2 separate regions of the Homo sapiens genome follow, and region 2 is linked to region 1. Evidence: chromatin contacts called from ENCODE Hi-C or POLR2A ChIA-PET data. All regions are on one chromosome and are shown on one strand. The core of a region is the stretch at or near the end of the contact, and the rest is flanking DNA. Distances in the headings are between cores, read along the strand shown.

Region 1 (6,818 bases), core at 3,986-6,485:
TATCAATTACTGAAAGAGGGTTGTTGAAGTCTCCAATTGTAATAGCGTATTTACCTATTTCTCCGTGTAGTTCTATCAGTTTTTGCCTCATGTTTTTTGACACTCAGTTTTTAGGTGGACATATATTAAAGATGCTGTCTTCTTAGAGAATTCACCCACATTATCATCATGTAATTCCCTTCTTTATCCCTGAAAATTGTCCTTCCTCTGAAGTCAGCTTTGTATAAAATTAACATCGCTGCTCTGGCTTTCTTTCAATCAGTGTTAGCATGGTGTACCTTTTTCCATCCCTTTACTTGTAATCTGTATAAATATTTTTATTTAAAATAGGTCCCTTGTAGACAATATGTAGTTGGGTCTTGTCTTTAATCCACACTGCCAATCTCTGTCTTTAAATTGGTGCATTTAGAGTATTCATATTTAACCTAAGTATTAATATAACTGCAGTAGTATCAATCATATTTATAACTTTTATATTTGTTGCACCTGATTCTTCCCCCCACACCTCTTTTTCTACCTTTTATAGGTTTAACTGAACATTTTATATGATTCCATTTTATCTCCTCTGTTAGCATATTAATCATTCTTTTTAAAAATGTTTTTAGTTACTGCCCTAAAGTTTGAAAAGTACATGTATAACTAATCTACATCTAGCATCAAATAACTACCACTTCTTCCTTCCTGTTTATATCATTACTGCCTTTTATTTCATTTATCCACATGCTATAATCACTCAATACTTTGTTACTATTATTGTAAACAGTTATCTTTCAGATCAGTTAAGAAAAATAAAACTTAATTTTACCTTAATATAGTACTTTTCTAATGCTCTTCCTTTTTTATGCAGTTCTTTTTGACATTTCTCATAGGGCAGGTCAGCTGGCAATGAATTATTCCAGTTTTGTTTGTCAGAAAATATCCTTATTTCTTTGAATTTGAAGGATAATTTTGCTGAATGCAGAATAATAGTTTGGTAGCTTTTTTGTTGCAACACTTCATGTATTCTCCTTTCTTTGTGTTTGCATGGTTTCTGAAGAGAAAGATAATGTAATTCTTATCCTTTTTCCTCTATGGATAAGGTGTTGGCTTTTCCCCCTCTCTAGCTTCTTTCAAGATTTTCTCTTCTCTTTGGTTTTTTGCAGTTTAAATATGATATGCCTGGGTGTAGATTTGGTATTTATTATGCTTGGTGTTCTCTGAGCTTTCTGGATCTGTGGTTTGGTATCTGTCATTAATTTTGGAAAATTCATAGCCATTAATACTTCAAGTATTTCTTCCACTGTTTTCTTTTTCTTCTCCATCTGGTATTCCAATTACACATTACATCTTTTGAAACTTTCTCACAGTTCTTGGATGTTCTTTCTTTTTCCTCTTTATCTTTTTGTTTGGTAAGTTTCTGTATCTTCAAGTTCATTGGTTCTTTGCTTTGTCATGTTCTGTCTACTAAGTAAGCCATTCCTCATTTCTGTTAGGGTGCTTTTGGTTTTTAGAATTTGCTTTTGAGTGTTAAGAGTTTCAGGCTGGGCACGGTGGCTCATGCCTGTAATCCCAGCACTTTGGAAGGCCGAAGTGGGTGGATCACCTGGGGTCAGGAGTTCGAGACCAACCTAGCCAACATGGTGAAACCCTGTCTCTACCAAAAATTACAAAAAAAAAGAAAAAATAGCTGGGCGTGGTGGCAGGTGCCTGTAATCCCAGCTACTCGGGAGGCTGAGGAGGAGAATCACTTGAACCCAGGAGGCGGAGGTTGCAGTAAGCCAAGATTGCGCCACTGCACTCCAGTGTGGGCGACAGAGCGAGACACTGTCTCAAAAAAAAAAAAAAAAAAGTTTCCATCTCCCTGCCTACATCATCCATCTCTTCTTGCACCTTGTCTTCTTTTTCCACTAGAGCCATTAACATGTTAATCATTGTTAAATTCCCTGTCTTGTAATTCCAAAATCTGTGTCACATCTGGGTCTGGTTCTGATGCTTGCTTTATCTCTTCAGACTGTGTTTTTTTCTTGCCTTTCTTGTAATTTTTTATTGAAAGTTTAACATGATTTATCAGGCAATAGGAACTTAGTAGGCCTTTAGCGTGAGTTATTATTCTCATGTACCCAAGAGTTGGGCTGTATTTAATGTTTTCAGAAGGTACCAGAGACTTCAAATTCCTCTAGCGTCCTTGTTTTTGTCTCCCATGTCATCTGTGAGCTTCTCTATGAACTCCTCCTTAGTCAGTATGTTGAAGCTCTTTCAGCCATAACCCACTGTTATAATAATATATTGGATCCTGTGAGAATCTGGTGGAGTTCCTGAATGAAAAACCCACAACAGTGCACTTCCTCCTGAAACTGTAGCCCCTAGGAGTGTCTTATTCGCACACTAGTCTGTACTGAGCCTCTAGCAATCTGTCAAAATCACCATTAAGTGTTCTCATCAGTTTATGAATTCAGAAATTCTGCTCCCAGCAAGCAGACCTCACTATGATTCTCTATATTTGCCTGCTTCTCAAAATTTGGGGTTGCAGTTTGCCCTGCAACTTCAGCTTTCCATTGGACTTAAGAAAAGTCATGGATTTTCAGTTTGTTCAGCATTTTTTCTTATAAAAACAAGAGTGATGACTCTCAAGCTCTTTAAATTTTGGAACTGAAACTAGAAGCAACAGGACATTCTGACATGAATTATTTAAAAGGGTCATTGTTGACTCTAGAGACATTTTAATATTGCTGCATCAAAAGATAAAAGCATTCTCCTTTCTTCTTGTGTGATATATGCCGTGTACACCTCTGAGCTCACCACTAACCTCAACTCTACCTTATCCCTAACTTCCCATTTCAAATGGAAGGGAATGGGGATCAAGGAGTAGAAGGCCTGTTTTACCCATTATTGATGATTAAAAAGCTGAAAATAACCCATCACAAAATGGCCTCAGTAAAGTGGCTGCATCAGACATCATTTAGCCTGGAAAACCAGTATGCATAAAGGCTCAAATTTAAATTTTTGAATCCAGTGTTTTTTATTTATTATTATTTTTTTTTTTCTGAGACGGAGTCTGGCTCTGTCACCTAGGCTGGAGTGCAGTGGCACGATCTTGGCTCACTGCAAGCTCCACCTCCTGGGTTCATGCCATTCTCCTGCCTCAGCCTCCCGAGTAGCTGGGACTACAGGCGCCCGCCACCATGCCCGGCTAATTTTTTGTATTTTTAGTAGAGACAGGGTTTCACCGTGTTAGCGAGGATGGTCTCGATCTCCTAACCTCATGATCCACCCGCCTCGGCCTCCCAAAGTGCTGGGATTACAGGTATGAGCCACTGCGCCCGGCCCTGAATCCAGTATTTTTTAATAGAAACATGAGTTGGTTGAGATACTGAGTTCCTGCCTTCTCCATCCTAATCCCAAATTTCCAATCTTTGGAAATTTGCCCCTTTACCATTTAATCTCCTGAGCCCAGCTCCTCTCCAGCCTGAAGAGTGTGTCTGTCAAGACTGTAGCTGTGAACAAAACACTATTACTTGAGCCTTATCCTGGAGCAAATGTGTGTGGTCTCACCAATGAACATCAGATAAGTCCCTTGGCATGGATTTCTTTTCCTTTTTAGTAATACAATCATAAAGGTTATTCAGACTTATTGAGCATTTACTATGGCCAGAAATTGTGATACTTGCTTTCCATATAGTTTATCTCACTTACTCCTATTACCCTTTGAAGTCAGAATTCTAACTATGAATCAGAGAAAATAAGTGACCTGCCTAAGGTCATCCAGTTGGTTTATGGTGAAGGCAGGATGCAAACTGAAATTTGTCTGTGATTTGAGTTCGGTGCTTTCCCTAGTCTCCTCCTCTCAGAGGCAGAACATAAGCATGTAATAGATACCACTAGGGTTCTTGTTTCTACCTTGGGAACAGCTGTTTGCAAGTCCAAATTAGGCAGCTAATCTAGCAGTTAGCCCAGATACAGCCCTTGGGCACCCTAGTAGCTGTAACTTCCAGAAGGCAGGAACCTTCCATTCACTAGTGAGTCCCCAAAACAGTGGCCCAAGTGAAGCAAAAATGTTTGTTGGAAATATGAGTGAATGAAAAAGTAATTTCATGAACACATGAATGAATAAATGAATGAAGCAACACCCAGTATGATGATTAATGCCACAGGAAGATGCCTTTCCAAGCATCACAAGATCCTGGGATCTTCACTGACTGTAAGTGCCTGTGGGGCAGGGACCATGTTGGTCTTATTCATCACTCTCCTGCCAGGTAAATTAGCACATTCCTGGCACACTGTAAATGTTCAATAAGCTTTTGTTCTTTTAGATGGATTGACTTATCAGAGGCAACTCTTTCAAGAACAAGTAGCCCTGTGCTCTGGAGAATGATTTACAGTGGTTCTCTTCCTCAGCCTGGGGCCTTTTCTGGATAACTCCCATCGTACTCTCCTCTACTTCCTCTTCCTAGAATACACAAATTTATTATTACAGGCACCACTCTTCACCCCACATCTGATTCTTCCCTGACTCTGCTTAATGTACAAGTAAAGCAAAGAAATACTGTGTAGGACCTATTGGAATTAGAATCCTGCTCTGTCACCATTGGAAAGGATTTAGGGATCACCTCCTTCGGAGGTGAGAATAAGAAAGTGTCAGTGAGTAATCCAATGTCACCCAGTTGCTCACCAGACAGAAAGACCAAGAGTTCACCTCTCCTGCCTATTAGTCCAGTGCTCGGGTGGCCCATGAGTTCATGTTGGCCCTGTCAGACCAAAGACAGTAATGAATATTAAACCCAGAATGCACCATATTATCAGGCCTTTTTTGTTTTTGTTTTCTATTAGTAACACAGGTAGAAGAGGAAACAACTAAAACCCCAACATTAGAGGCTCACCATCCCCACCTTCTGGCCCACCACTGGCAATGAACCCAAGCACAGGTCACTGTGGTCTCATGAAAGAAAACTGATGTGGGGGTTGGGTGGGCTTCAGGGTGTTGACTGCCATCTTCCCCTCCAGCACCTGAAAAGCTAAGTTATGGTGTGAAGTCAGAAAATGTGGAATCTGCAAGCCTGTCTTTAAAAAACAAAAAAACTCATAGAACTTGGACTTTAATCATAAAGATCATTTTACCAAAGCATATTTTTTAAAGGCTGTGAAATATTATGCAACGTTTGCATGGTTTAATTATGAGTTTAGAAAAGCCTAGCACGACTTTTTCACTACAGTAAAACATGACGGAGCATGAATCATGGCATAGTACTTTATGCTTAGTGTGGCTTTAGACATGGGGTTAGAGGTGTGAGGCTGTCTACACAACAAGGCGTGAATTACTGTACTGCAGTTCACACCCCGGGGGGCTTTATGACAGTTCTGAAACCTCTTTTGTTTGCTTTTAAAATGATTAAAGTATTGGAGTACTATATATTCACTTAGTAAATGTGTGTATCTAGTATATACGCATGTCTTATACAAAATATCTAAGTATATGATTTTTTTTTCACTTGGAGCAAAATACTTGCAGTAGCATGGGGATATTGAACCGTCTGCTATTTCTGTTTGCCTTTAGTCATTGGAAACACTGTTAGCTGTAAGATTACACAGGAGCTTCAGCCAAGGTTGAACATTTATTTTCTGCTGAGTTTAAAATGGACCAGCTCCTTTTGTTCCTTGCCAGCTCTTTAAATCCTCTAAAATTTGGAATAAAATGAAGACCTTTCTTTAATATTAGATTTCAAAGATTCCAAGTTAAACTATTTGCCTGGGAACTACCAGGTTTTTTAAACTTAAAAAATCAGTTATTTTCACTCACACACAAAAAAGAAAGAAATGAATCAGTATGAGGGAGGGAGGGAGGCTGTCAGGAGAATACTGGGGAGGAAGACTTGGGTCTCCAAATGTCTGATTCTGTTATCCACTGTGGCAGCTTCAAAGAGATAAACAGAAAGGCAAACTTGAACTGCTGGAAATGAAAAGCCCCTGGAGGAAGCAGATCTGAATATTTTATAATGAGCAGAAATAGCTCATTTCTTTATGTCCTGACCTATACAAAACTTATACCCAGTATTTTCCTAAAGAAGTCTGCTCTTCCTACACTGCTACCTGCAGGATCATGAAGCTCTGGCTATGAAGACCCTTGGGAGTTACGGTAGTTCACTGTTATCTTTGTCCACAAAGTTGGGACATAAAGAGAAAATTAATGTTTAACTCCAAAGAAATGTAAAACTGTCTTCTAGTGGGACAGTGTCCAATTTAAGTTTCCTTACACATTTGCCTAAGAATAGCGTTGGTTTTCCTCCCCTTTTCATCTGCAAACAGTATGATGCTTTTGAAAATTAAGACTCCTTTGAACGCTGGAGTCAAATTGACAAAATCCACTTTGTCTAAATCTTTTGAAGTCAGACTTTTGTCTCTTCTCTATCCCAGGCCTCTTATAATGGCAATCTATAAAATACCTGCTAAAAACTCTGACTTTTAAAAGTTGCAAACTCGAAGTCCTGAAAAGGAACAGAAGGCTTGGGTTGATAGGGCCAGTTCTACTGCTGGGTTTGTGAACTAGTCATTAGACCTCATTGCCGGTTTCCCAGCCAGACCTTCTTTCCTGTCATCCTTGGGAGAGAATTCGCCTTACTATAAAACATTTACCAGCCCATGGAATACTTTTTGCCAAAGGTAAAGGTATAAAAAAAAAGCCCAAAACTCTACGTTCTTACCGAACACAGACAGGTGATCCCCTGAGTTTATAAAATGTTTCTGATGATGATAATTGTAATTATTGGCAAAGCTGAAATCATGTCAGCAGTCATATGATACTTGAAGTTCTCAAGTGCTGCAGTTCAACAGTCTGGACATTAATA
Region 2 (6,818 bases), core at 2,052-4,551, 110 kb before region 1:
AGGCCAAGTTGCAGAATGGGGCTGTGAAGTGCAGCCACACAGGCTTCCCAATGCTGAATTCTCTCACCTGTCTCAGGCGCAGTTGAACCAGTGTAAAACATGCCACATGAAGACACTGACCAGAATGTGTGCTTCCTGCAGGCACTAGCTCCAAGTGGAGGGAGGGAGGAGGGAACTGAGTTCCCTGAGTTGCCACTTCCTTCTCCCATACGCCCAACTGACCATATGAAGGGGAGAAAGGCCAGAGTGATAGCTCCCAGAAGTGGGGAAGAAATGCTGCCCCCCGTGAAATGACCCTGTCAAGAGATTCATATTGTGGGTACAGTAGGTGTTGAAATATACATGGTGACTTCCTGGCAGTTACAATATCATCCTCATCACAGAATTGCCACACAAATCCCTACAGAAGCCAAAATGTCAGGAGGTCCTTGTTCCTAATGCTCCACTGACTCAGTGCATGACCCAGGGCAAGCCACTTAACTAATCTTGGTCTTAACGTCCCCATTAATAGTGTCTGCATTGTTGATGGGAATCCTCCCTGTGTATAATTCTTCTATCATGGAATGTCAATGAATGGATCTTGCAAACTCAGCTACAGACAAACTCAGCTCCTGCCAGGAGACAGCCGCTCTCAGAACAAAGCTCATATTTGCCTCCTTCCAAGAGTCCTTAGCAAACCACGTTTTGATGGAATGGCTCCTGCTTCACACTGACTGAGAGAGAATTCCCTCGGCATAGCCTGAGTGACTTTAATCCAGAGTGTTGGCCATATTGAGTAACAGTAGGTTATTTTATGCCTCCTGAATGTTCGAAGTCTGAGCAGCTACACACACTGGAACCCATATTTTACCCCATTGACAGCCTGGAAAGGACATATGGTTTAGATTTTTAGACAACACGCCATGTAAAAAGCCTTTCCTTTTATAGAGGCATATTTTTAGAGTCTCCTAAGCTAAACTCTGGGTGGAATTTAATCCATACAGCCCTCGGTTCAATCAAGAGCCAAAACACAACTTCGTGTCAGTGTAATACATTGTTAACTGATACGTCAGAAAATCAATTAATTACTTTTAAGAAGCAATTAAAAGTAGCCCTACGATGCTGCCATGTGAATTATTAAAGAATACAATGTAAAGGGTCCCCATGCCCACCCCAGATTGAAACCTTGTGGCATAGGGTGGTGCAAAGTATGCATTCTGCCCTGTCTCAACTGAAATTAGTGTGAGTTTGAAGGGGCAAAAAAGTAAAGAGAAGGTGACGAGGCTTAAGACGTGTGGTGTCCAGCTGACGCAGAAGGCTGCAGATGCCACCAACCACTGTTCCCAAAGCTGACACTCCTGGCCTGGGGTTTCCATTCTGTCTCTACACCATCTCTGCAGGAGATCCACTTCCATCTGCACCTCTCCATTCTTTTGTGGGTGAACAGCCCCGCATCAGAACCCAACAGGTTTCTTCCTTTCCTGAGCCCAGTTCATCCCAGAGAAAAGTCTACGCAAAGCCACTGCTCCCTCCTTCTCCTGCCATTATTTCTCTTCTCCTTCTCCTTCTCCTTCTTCTTCTTTTTGAGATGGAGTATCCCTCTGCTGCCCAGGCTAAAGTGGAGTAGCACGATCTTGGCTTACTGCAACCTCCATCTCCCGGGTTCAAGCAATTCTTCCTGCTTCACCCTCCCAAGTAGCTGGGATTACAGGTGCCCACCACCACCCCCAGCTAATTTTTTGTATTTTTAGTAGAGTCAGGGTTTCACTATGTTGACCAGGCTGGTTTTAAACTCCTGACCTCAAGTGATCCACCTGCCTCAGCCTCCCAAAGTGCTGGGATTACAGGCGTGAGCCATCACGCCTGGCCTCTCCTGCCATTTCTATGCCTGCTTCTAGATTAAACTAGACCAGGTGAAGGCCCCCCAGCCCCACCCCAAGTGAAAGGCCAGGGGCTTCTCCCCACACCCTAGTTTGCATCGGTTTGGAATGTTGAGCTCAGATCCAATCACTACTCATCTGTTCATATCCTATCTGTCATCACACATGTCCTGTATATCTGGAAACAATTACGTGACTGATCCGGAGTTTCAGGTATGCATCAGATGTGTGCTTTCCAAATGCCTGCATCTCAAAGACTAGGAAGGCAATGGGAACAGTCTTCTGAGGGTGTAAAAAGAGGGACCCAGGCTGGGGCAATGGGACTGAGGGGACTATATAGATGAGTCTTCCTTGCTGTGTTTCTGTAGTTTTGACTTGGCCAGAAATGTTTTCCATCGGAATGAGAAAAACCATATATTTGCATAACCAAAACATCGGTGCAATATGTTAAGCAGAGGCCTCCTCGACCTACTGGCCAGTTGTGGTTGCCACTATGCCAGAAACTCAGAAGTGGTTGCTTAGGTTGTTGACCGCAGCAACCTCTAAAGCCCTCAGGGCACCCAAGAGTATCGCAAAACAGAGAGGACGGGTGATGGAGATTTCCCAGGCTTCTAGCCTTACTGCCACCCAGTGATAGAAGAGTAAGTAGCAAAGGAAAATATTTTTTCACCACTCAATGCCTGGCAGTCATCATCTCCTTGCTCTGAGATCTAGGATGCCTCAGGGTACGTAGGCTGGAGGAGGTGGCAGCTACAGTTCATTGTCATCGATTGATTCATTCATTCTTAAGAAGTGTCTGTTGACTATCTACTCAGTTCCAAGCACTTTTCTTGATGCTGGGCAGTGAACAGGACAAAACTTATCCTTCACTCCATCCACTCCCTCTGTCACTTGGAGGATGGACAACAAATACATAAACACAGAAATCAAATAAGACAAATGCAATGGTGAAAAGAAACCCGTGCATGTGACATGATAGTTGTGATGGTTCAGGGGTAGGGAGCGGGGTTACTTTACCCATTACTTTAGTAGATGACGGTTGAGCAGCCATGGGGAAAACTGGGGGAGTTTAGAGACAGGAAAGTGGTCCAGGCAGAAGGAAAGCCCCTGAAAAGGTCCTGAGGCAGAAAAAGCTTGGCGCGTCTGTGAGACAGACAGAGGCTATGGCAGAGCAAGCCGAGGGAGACAGGTGCTCCCAGGTCTAGGTGATGGGCTGGGCTGGTTTCCTCCAGGGCCTGGAATTCTGAGTGCCCTGGAAAGCCGTCAAGGAGTTTGGGTGGAGGAGAGACACAATCTAATGTGTATCACTCTCTGGCTGCTTTACTGGAGTGGGGCAAGGGCAGAGCTGGAAGGATGGCCAGGGGTTCACTGCAGTGTGGGGAGGAGACATTCGCTGCCCAGGAGGGTTGGCTGCAGAGGCTGTTCCTCTTTTCTCCCAGCCACAAACTCCAACCCTGAGCAGACTGCAGAGGGTTCCTCTATCTGAGTATGGGTTCAAATGCAGCTGTCAGGCACCTTGGTGGATCTCCCATTCCTCTGTCCTCATGTATGTAAGATCTCCCTCCCAGGGTTGCTATCTATGAGATGTCTGGTAATAGACGCAGGTGGCAGCTGTTGTTAATATCACCTTTGTTCCTTACCTGATCCCAATAAATGTATTGTCGACATTGATTTTCATCAACCTTTATTCAGCAAATATTTGTTAAGCACCTACTCTTCTTCTCCTGGGTCCTGTACCACCACTAGAAGCAGCTGTATGATGCATATCAGGAAGAGACCCCTTCCCACCTAATGGGATAGCTCGTCCTGCCCCCAGTGAACTCCAAAAAATGCTTTCTGTGCCCTCTTTGCAGGCCTTTTACTGAAATATTATGCGATATTTAAATAAAACATCAGTATGAGCTAATTGGAAGGCTGAGGCAGGAGGATCACCTTGAAGCCAGAAGTTCACAGCCAGCTGGGGCAAATAAGGAGACCTCATGTCTAAAAATGTTTAAAAATTAGTGGGGTGTGGTGGCGTGTGTCTGTAGTCCTAGCTACTTGGGAGGTTGAGGTGGGAGGAGCCCTTGAACCCAGGAGCTGGAGCCTGCGGTGAGCCACTGCACTCCAGCCTGGGCAACAGAGTGAGACCTTGTTTCAAAAAAAAAAAGAACAACAATAACATAACGACAAAAAATACAAAACACCAGCATTTGCATTCAGAGTCCTGACTGGAAGCATGTGATTCAGGAGCAAGCCCGCCCTGGACATGGTCCTGGCCTGGATGAGGACTGAGGCTGGCATCCACTCACAGGGCAGCACCTGGACCCTGTCCAGCATCTGAAGAGGGCTTCATCTGGCACAGAACAATTGCAGGGTTTCACTGGGGAAGAGCGAGGCTTTCTGTCTCACCCTCATGTCCAGGGCTGGTGACAGAGAGGACAAAGGGCAACCGACAGTGGCTTTTGCCTCTGCATTTAGCTTTCATTATACAGTTCTTGACTTCAGAAAGACAGTTCATTTGTTTCTTAGTTCCCAGAAGCCAAAATGAATTCTGTACCAGAAAAAAAAAAAACAGTTCTGAAAATTATCTTCATTGCTGGAGTTTCTATCAGGAAATTACCAAAAGGAGAAAAATAGGACCTGGGAGAGTCCTGAGTGCTCCAGCCAGTGAGGAGAAGGTGGAGAAAGCAAGAGAAGTTGGAGCCCTTTGCTGGCTTGCCAGAGACTGGGAGCCACATGGATGTGGTTTCCCTGCAACAGAAGGCTAAGGGTGAGCTGCAAAGTCTGAGAACCCACTGGGAAGACAGCACTGAACTAGGAATATGGCGAGTGTTCCAGCTGGTTTGTAGAAGCTGACTTCAGAGCCAATTTATGCAAATCTTGATTTGTTTAAAACTACATTAATCACTGGCTTCTTTCAGTGGCCAAGCTGGCCTGTAGAAGTTCCTCACACTGCAAAACACTGGGGGCAGCCCAGGCACAGCTTGGTAGATAATAGTTGAAGAAGAAGGAGGAGGAGGAAGAGGCGGAAGGAAGCAAGGAGGGAGGAGGTAAAGAAGAAGAAAGGAAAGAGGAACTGGAGGAGCAGGAGGAGGAGGAGGAGACAATGGAGATCATGGTGTGAGCAGAGGAAATTTGATGAAAGGACCCAGAACCCTAAAGATTAAGTTTTAGTCTTGCTAAAATGTATCAGCTTGGCTATACTTTGCAACAATGAAACAAGCTCATCTCTCATGGAGGATGGCCCTCTGTAGCCAGAGACCCGGGGGACTTGCCTAAGGCAGTCTTCCAGACTCAGCTGAAGAGGTCACTCTGGAGAAGTGCAGGTTATCAAATAGAACACCATCTTTTTTTTTTTTTTTTTTTTGAGGAACAGTGACCTGGTCTGTATAAGAAAGTGATACTCTGTGTTTGTAGCCACATGTGAGCTGCACTGAGAAATTGCCTCTGTGCCCAGAGAAGGAAGGAGTACCACCTTCTTCATCTATCCCATCCTATATTTTCACTGTTGCAGAGGAGGGTTTGATGTGAGACATGCAAAAAATGACAAGGGAGGAACAAAGTAATAAACCTATCTGATGTGCTCCAAGTGGATTCTCTCTGTTTTCCACATTTAAAAGATATAAGTGATATGAGCAAGCATTTTAATTCCTCAAGCAAGGTTTGATACTCAGTTCCAGAGATCACCATATCAAAGGCAAGCGAAGCAAGAATCTTAGGGTCGGGTGTACTGTCAGGAGCATGGGGACTGCACACGGGAGTGAACACAGAGTGGTCCTGGTGTACTGTCAGGAGCATGGGGAGCCACACGGATCAGACCCCGAAATTAGCCCTACCTGCAATGCGGCCTTTAGTACAATCCTAGACAAGTTGAACTTTAAGATTCAGGTTTAATTTGTGCAAAACTAAAAGGCATAAATTATTGGTATAGGATAATCTATTGCATTATCTTCTAAAGGTAATGAGATTGTACATCTTACCCCTAGCACACACATACACACACACAGACACACACACACAGACACACCAGCCCCAAGAAAATATAGAAGAAAGGTCAATGGCTCTGTTCCTCTTTCTTTAGAATTATAAGATAAGCCTGTTACATATCCTGAATCATTGGTCCCATTCTATGTATATGCAAAAGAAGTTCAAAGGCTGACTTTGACAAAGGGTGTTTGGAGAAGGATGATAAAATGTGTCTGATAAAACAAACACAAAAGACTTTTGCAATAAAGACCTACAAATTGGGAAAGCAGGACTTGGGCAGCAGGGTGTGAAACTGTGTTATCTACAGCTTCAGCACAAAAAGATAGTGGCTTGCAGCAGAAGTCTTTATCTGGCCTTCACAAGAATGGAGATTGCACCTCCCCCGACCCCCCTGTCCACAAAACCCAGGAAACACCTTGCAGAGTTGATGCAATATTTGCTATCCCAGCCCTTGGTGACAGTTAAAATAGTGTTACAACATAAAATTGAGCAACGACCTTGCTGTATCATCCAAGACTATGTTTTATACTACTTTTTTTCCCCGAGGACATTTTGCACATTTTTTAGTTCCTCCCTTACTTTCAGTTCAGATCATTAATGGGAAGAAACATTGTCTCTTCTTCCTTTCCAATACAATTTAAAAATACCTTCCTGATTGACACTTCAGGAAGAAGATTAATAATAGTTACCCTTTTGCATCTCATTGCATTATTTCTTGAGAATTTCAAAGAATTCTCTGTATCTCTTCTTGGAGATGTATCATTACTCTGTTCGAATGACTTTTTTGGGGCTGGAGTTTAATTTATGTGATTGCAATCAGGAAACCACTTTGAAAGGGAAGAAATCCATTTAGCTTTGCATGAGTTGTAAATTTTCTGTAAATACAATTTCATAAGACCCTCCCTTTTTTAAAGAAGTAGCAAAACGGCTCTTGGAGGAGTGGCAGAGCATGGGGGTGGACCACAAATTCACAGGTCAGGGGGTCCCAGA

What was found. A loop is a pair of places that touch in the nucleus more often than their neighbours do. ChIA-PET counts read pairs that join two places held with the same protein, here RNA polymerase II (POLR2A). Pooled maps may share reads with other maps.
Region 2: a pooled map shows a loop between it and region 1 (2.7-fold over the local background). The contact joins two enhancer-like sites. A Hi-C loop is called at or near these places in 2 of 50 pooled maps. POLR2A ChIA-PET finds 5 or more read pairs at or near these places in 3 of 52 experiments (HCT116, T-cell and activated T-cell).

The regions. Positions count from the first base shown.
Region 1 is chr21:34,799,753-34,806,570 of GRCh38, reverse strand. The region is part of intron 7 of RUNX1 (RUNX family transcription factor 1); the gene reads left to right. Among named protein-coding and RNA genes, the nearest start is that of RUNX1-AS1, 33 kb to the left of the region's middle. Within about 2 kb of position 5,235, at least 3 of the 41 ENCODE cell types and tissues checked have a DNase peak (open chromatin) inside an H3K27ac peak, as active enhancers do.
Region 2 is chr21:34,907,979-34,914,796 of GRCh38, reverse strand. The region is part of intron 2 of RUNX1 (RUNX family transcription factor 1); the gene reads left to right. Among named protein-coding and RNA genes, the nearest start is that of RUNX1-AS1, 75 kb to the right of the region's middle. RefSeq lists an enhancer at 6,111-6,405. Within about 2 kb of position 3,301, at least 4 of the 41 ENCODE cell types and tissues checked have a DNase peak (open chromatin) inside an H3K27ac peak, as active enhancers do.